Linked DNA regions of Homo sapiens: region 1 is linked to region 2. Evidence: chromatin loops called from intact Hi-C (ENCODE). Cell type or tissue: sigmoid colon. All regions are shown on one strand. Links, peaks and the distances in the headings refer to the core of each region. The heading gives the core; the rest is flanking DNA. Region 1 holds the start of FOXP2 (forkhead box P2). Region 2 overlaps LOC100506489 (a long non-coding RNA gene).

Region 1 (2,919 bases), core at 124-2,623, 1.3 Mb before region 2:
AGCTAAAGAATAAGTGCTTTCAGTTCCTTTCAGGGGAGGTGGAGAAATAGTGCAGCCTCAGGGGTTGAAGGTGAAATGTGAAATTTGCTGTAATTACTTACCCAAAATGTCTGTATTAAAGGCTATTAGAAGCAGTTATTTTAAGTACTTCTTTATACATCTTTCCCTCTTCTGTTTAGTATTTAAATGTGCAACAAAAGTAGTGGCAGATGTTACTCATCTGAAGAAACTAAAACAAGATAAGTCAGTGGCAGGAGTGGTGGCCGGTTAAAGATCTCTTCGAAGTGCTTTGTTCAGTAACTGTTGTTTTGTCTCACATTAAGTTGTAGGTGGGGTGCTGTTAAAGCTTGTCCACTCACGATGGTGTTCAGCTGAGACCTGTGAGTTCAAGTTGTCTTGCCCAGAGTTAAAGGCCATAAAACTAAGACAGTGTCGTTCCTGTCTTGGGTGTAACTCCTAAAAAACTAGTCAGTTCTTGCAATAGGAGGAAAATTATTGCAAATAAACCTTTGATTTACCAGCTTCAGTAAGTTGTTCATTCTGTCTCTGTAGCTGTAGTTTTTACCTTAACAGTTTGAGGCTACCATTTCTCTTCCTTTCATGCTTATGGGGTCCACACAAACCCTGCTAGGCTACCTACAGTATAAAATCTTAAAACTCCATGTGGTGTTGTGAGCTGGTAGCAGATGGACTTTCTTTTGCATCTGCTGTGTACAGACTTGGCTTTGTACTCTTTTCCTGGGGGAGAGAAAGTCTTTCTTCTCTGCTAGTTGATTCCTGTTTTTGTGAAACAGCTAAGAAAACATCTGTGGCAGGCAGAAAAATTGACAAAGGATTGACAAACACCATTAGCTGAAAATTTTCCATTTCATTGCAACTATGCATTGTTTACTTTACTGTAAATATCTTAATACATCATCCTCTGAATATGCTGGCAGAGAAGCTGGAGAACTGTGATTTCAATTAAGGTTAGTAATTGATGGTATCTAGTGTTCAAAGGCTGAAGCTTGATTAACATCTGCTTGGACAAATTGTCATTGTGAAGTGGTTTTGATGTGCATTGAAGATTATTTCTTTCTGGCTTATCTGATGTTGTGGCTGTGAAATGCTTGTCTTGGGTTTGCTTATTTTTGTAAACTACTTCCTTTGGCTGTAAATTGCAGAGCACTGGAGCTTTACCAAAAGTGCAGTGTATAATGGTAAGCTTGTCCTAATAAGGGAAGCAAGAAGTGTATTTATCACAGACATGAAAGCTAACCGAGGACTTGAGAGACTCAAACTGGTGCTTTTGTCTCTCTCTCTCTGTCTTTCTCTCTCTCACACACACACTCACACACTCACACACATGCACACACACACATACACACACACAAAAATGAAGCACTTACTTTAGAAAGATTATGGTAAGCATGCTGGCTCAGTCTTGAACCTTTGTCACCCCTCACGTTGCACACCAAAGACATACCCTAGTGATTAAATGCTGATTTTGTGTACGATTGTCCACGGACGCCAAAACAATCACAGAGCTGCTTGATTTGTTTTAATTACCAGCACAAAATGCCATCAGTCTGGGACGTGATCGGGCAGAGGTGTACTCACAGTAGTGTAAATACTGCTGTAAATAGTTGTCTGATGGTGGCTTTGACAGTGAGCTAGCTTCTGAGTTTTCCCTTCTTTTTATACTGTTTTCTGTGCTGGCTTTTTTGAATCTTCCTAATTTTTCATCTCTTTAACAAACTCCTATGAAGTTGAAACCGGGAAGTTTGCTCTAACATTTCCAGAGAAGGTACGTTACTTTTTGCTAAGAGAATATCTGTAAGAGTTTAGAGAGGGGTGGGATTTTACGATTGCTTTACTGGTAGATTTGGCAATTGCTTTACTTTTTTTTTTTTCTGAGACTGTAGCTCATTGAAATGAACTAGAGCATTGTATCTGTTTGCGAGGGAAAAGCCGGGAGACCAGACACAGGAACTGTTTTTGATCTGTCAGTAGCGTAATGTAGATTTAAGCTATCACTAGTAAAGACAGCAAATAAAGAAGGCCTCTTTTGTATTAAAAAAAAATCTGCAAGATCTTGAGAAGAATAAAGACAGGGTTCCTGCTTTCATGGTTTGATAATAACCATGTCATCTTGCTTTTAGTAAATGCCCCAGTATGTGTCAGGGCGCAAGTTTTTGAAAAGGGAGTTTGACCACACGTTTGGGTGCCTCTCTGTGCCGTGCTGTGTAGAGCAGATGTTTATTTTGTGCTAAAGGGGAAACTCTTTTTGCTAAGCTTGTACAAACATGAAAGGAGTCAGGGCTCAGATGATCTTTGTAGTTTTATATGCATGTTCATGATTTTATTAAAAATTGGTTGGTGGGTCTTTTTCAAATCACTGATTGTGAAGAAATATATATATTTCCAGGAATACACATTGTGAATTGATGAGTAATTTTTAGAAACTGCATTATATTTCTTCAAATAGGTGTGATAGTTTAATACTCGTGTCAGTTAAAAAGGTAGCTTGGCTGGGCTATAAATTACCATTTCTGCACTTTTCATTCTGTCTGCTTCAAAAAAGCGTCTCAGAACCTGGGATCCTATTGGGCCCATCATAGGGCTACAGTAATTGCCTGATGACAACTGAAAATGATAGAATAATTGTCAAGAGAGACATTTTTAATGGGCAAGGTGATTTAAGTATGCATGAACAAGCTATGAGGGAAGATGAGCTTGTTTATGATGCAAGCCAGTATAAACACAGTCGGAGGATGACACAGATAGCTGCACTTTTCCCAGTGACATGAGCAAGTTCTTACTGCAACACCAACAGCTTTTTCCTCTGACCAGTTTGACATTCTTCACCTTCAGGTAATAACGCCTAAATTTCATCCATGTATTTTCACTTTACTGTAGCCTAAGTGACAGGTTTTTGTT
Region 2 (2,919 bases), core at 318-2,817:
AAGTGTTCTCATTTGTGGCTTTGGCTTGATATTGCTGCCCATACCTGCCATAAAGACTTCTAAGATTAGGTAACATGTTTGCTTTCTTTGAGTGGATATAATACTGCTTTTATACGCACCCATGGATCTATTTTTTTCTTTGTTTTTGCCAATTTGCCCTCCAGTTTGTGTTTATGGAGTGGTGTGGCTTAATTTCTCAATCTTTGATGTCCACTAACTTCTTACTGCTACAGTTGGGCTTTGTGGACATCTTTCCAAGCACATTGATATGCAACCAACCTAATGGTGCTCGGTACAGGAAGCCCTAATCTTGACTAACTGACAAGATTTAAATTGAGGAGACATCTTCTGCTGATTAGCTCCCACACCCACAATTATCCAACTGGGGTGTCAAGCAAGGTTTAACATCTCCACTGATTCTGGTCTCAGGAGAAATCTGGGAGGAAATGCAATCGCTTTTAATAACTGCTGCCTTCTGAACATGCAGACTCCCCAGCTGCACAATTTCCAGCCATTCAAGCTCCCTTCAAAATTAACCTTTCCAGCGAAAATATAATTTCACACAAAATGAACCACCAAGTGATTTTCAGCATAATTTATTCAAATTGCTGAACTCAGAATGGCAGAGCAATCTACAGTCCGAATAGACCCATGAATCAAGAAATAAAAAAGTTTATGTACCCAACTGTCTCCTGGCAAATATGGGACTAATTTTAAACATTCCCAGAATTCTTTGTGGATGCTACACTCCAGCACCTGCTTCTCATTAAAATTCAATTGATCTGAATTTTTTGCAAATAAGATTTGATTGCTTTCCATATCATAAAACAGCATAGGCTATATTGCTCTGAATCACCTATTGTGCAACATATGTGTCCAGTTCATCTGTATTACTTCAGTTTATGGCCGAGACCCACAGTTATCCTTTTTGTAAGTTTATAATAAGATTCTATAGATTTCCTCTTCGATCGTTTCGTGATTGGAATGTTTGGCTGAGCCAAATGCCTTAATTCACTACAGGTCTCTTAGCTTTAAAAAACACAATTCCCTGATTAAAAATGTGGTGTACATCCTGTTACAAATTGCACCACAGTTTCACACATTCTAAGTGTGGTGGCTGAATCCTATATTCCAGAAGTTAATGACTTTTCAAAAATACATTTTTAAGTATTTATCAAAGTTGAAGACGGCAGAGCCGTGGAATAGAGCATATTAATTCTTTTGCTCCAGGCAGGTATTAGGCACTTCTAAAGTCTCATATAGAGTCGTAGTAAGGCAATGTGTTATTCCTTTCCTACTGCTCTGAGAATGTATCTGTCCTTCAGTCTAGTGAGAGCACCCCCTGCTGTCATCAGGAAATCACTTCAGTTCTCTTGCACTTCTCTTCCATGGCTCTTTTATAGGTGAGACAAGCTAATAAGTGGCAATTTGCTAGCTGAGGCTCCTCCACTTTAAGAAACGAGGACTGGTGTCTCTATGCATTTCCTGTCAGGCTGATAACAGTGTTACAACATCATCTGTTTAATCCACTTGGAACCCAAGTTTAAGTTGAAATGCTCAGTAAGGAATTCATTTTCCCAGCTGATTCAATATCCAATTTTCATAGTGGGCTGAAGCAAAAACACAGTGGATTAGCTATCACTATCAATCCACAAAATATGTAATAAAAATAATCTTTTCTAAGCATTGCAATTTGAAGTTGATTAAAGTACACTAAAATGTATACAATGAAAGCTATCCAGTACTACAGTTAGAGTAGCTGGATACTGGTAACATGCCTTTCACTCTGAAAGAAAACAATTTTGAGTTAACTACATCTCTTGTCTTTTTGCTAAGTCAATTATTTTATCATGGGATAAGCAGCTGTGATTTTGTTTTTGTTTGCTTTGCTTGTTTGTTTGTTTGTTTTTAAAATCTGGCTGCTGAAAGGAAAAAATACACTTTCCTTCTTAGATGGTGTGAGTGTGTGGTTTTTATCTTGGCATGTAAATATGGCACTCAGTATGAGTGACAGAGGTCTTTGCCGAGAGGAGGAGCAGATATGGAAAGAAGCACTAAGACGCACCTCAGTCCTAAAATTAAGTTTTGAATAACTCTGGTGAGTAGCTATCTGAACATGAATGAGAAACAGCACACATCACTGAAAAGTGAGTGGTAGGCAGATCAGCTCAATTGGAGCAGTGCTTCCCGGTGCTAATGTACTCTTCATTTGGAAGCAGCTTTCAACTACAGAGTTCTCTGCTTCCATTTCCAACAGTTGTGTTCAGTTGATAATGAAGGGCCTGCCTTGAATTGCGTTAAGCACAGAAACAGGTGTAGGCCCCAAGGATCCATTAATTACCTTAAGCAGCAGGGGCTGCCTAGCACCAAATCCCAGGACTGAGCAATGGGAGGAGCATTTTAATTTACAAGGCAGAACACAGCTTAGCGGGGAGAAGACAGAGCTCTCATCCTCATTGAAGCAAAACAGCAAATACATGTCAGGTTATGGGTGGCCATTACCAGGGAGACAAAACCAAGGCCCATGACTGTGTGAGGCCAGACAATTAGAACAGGCCATGGGGACAGCAGGAGGAAGATAGGCCAGGACATGGAGCCAGGTTCATGACACTGAAACAGACCACTTAATGCTCCACTAAAGTAGAAAGAGAACCGTGGCTTCCTGAGGCTTCTTTGAGTAAATGATGGTCAAAATGAATAAAAGCTTCTATGTTAAGAAAAATAAAAAATAAAAAGCCTGCAATGATTTAGTGAAGGTTTGGAAATGGCTTCAATCCATATATCCATATGCCAAAGTAGCTAGCTCTCCAGAGCCCAACGTATAAGAGTTACATACACTTTTATCTCCAAATAAGAAGAATATTTATTTAATCCCCAATTGTTTTATGGAGAAACTACTATGTGAAAATTACCTTACTA

Evidence for each region. A loop is a pair of places that touch in the nucleus more often than their neighbours do. Peaks named below come from ENCODE experiments on the same cell type or tissue, not always from the same donor. Only the 100,000 strongest peaks of a DNase experiment are listed, where the experiment ranks them.
Region 1: it touches region 2 in a loop (4-fold over the local background); 2 of 110 quality-filtered maps call a loop at or near these places.

Annotation. Positions count from the first base shown.
Region 1 is chr7:114,413,575-114,416,493 of GRCh38, forward strand. FOXP2 (forkhead box P2) reads left to right here and starts at 1,241. Exons shown (of 17, transcript NM_014491.4): 1 at 1,241-1,786. In sigmoid colon, for the core only: no CTCF peak of the experiment used is centred there; no DNase peak of the experiment used is centred there; H3K4me3 peaks cover 2,500 bases; H3K27ac peaks cover 1,200 bases.
Region 2 is chr7:115,678,762-115,681,680 of GRCh38, forward strand. It overlaps LOC100506489 (a long non-coding RNA gene), which reads right to left. Exons shown (of 2, transcript NR_187628.1): 2 at 584-1,610. Among named protein-coding and RNA genes, the nearest start is that of SNORA25B, 99 kb to the left of the region's middle. In sigmoid colon, for the core only: a CTCF peak has its summit at 1,362 (motif pointing left); no DNase peak of the experiment used is centred there; H3K27ac peaks cover 130 bases.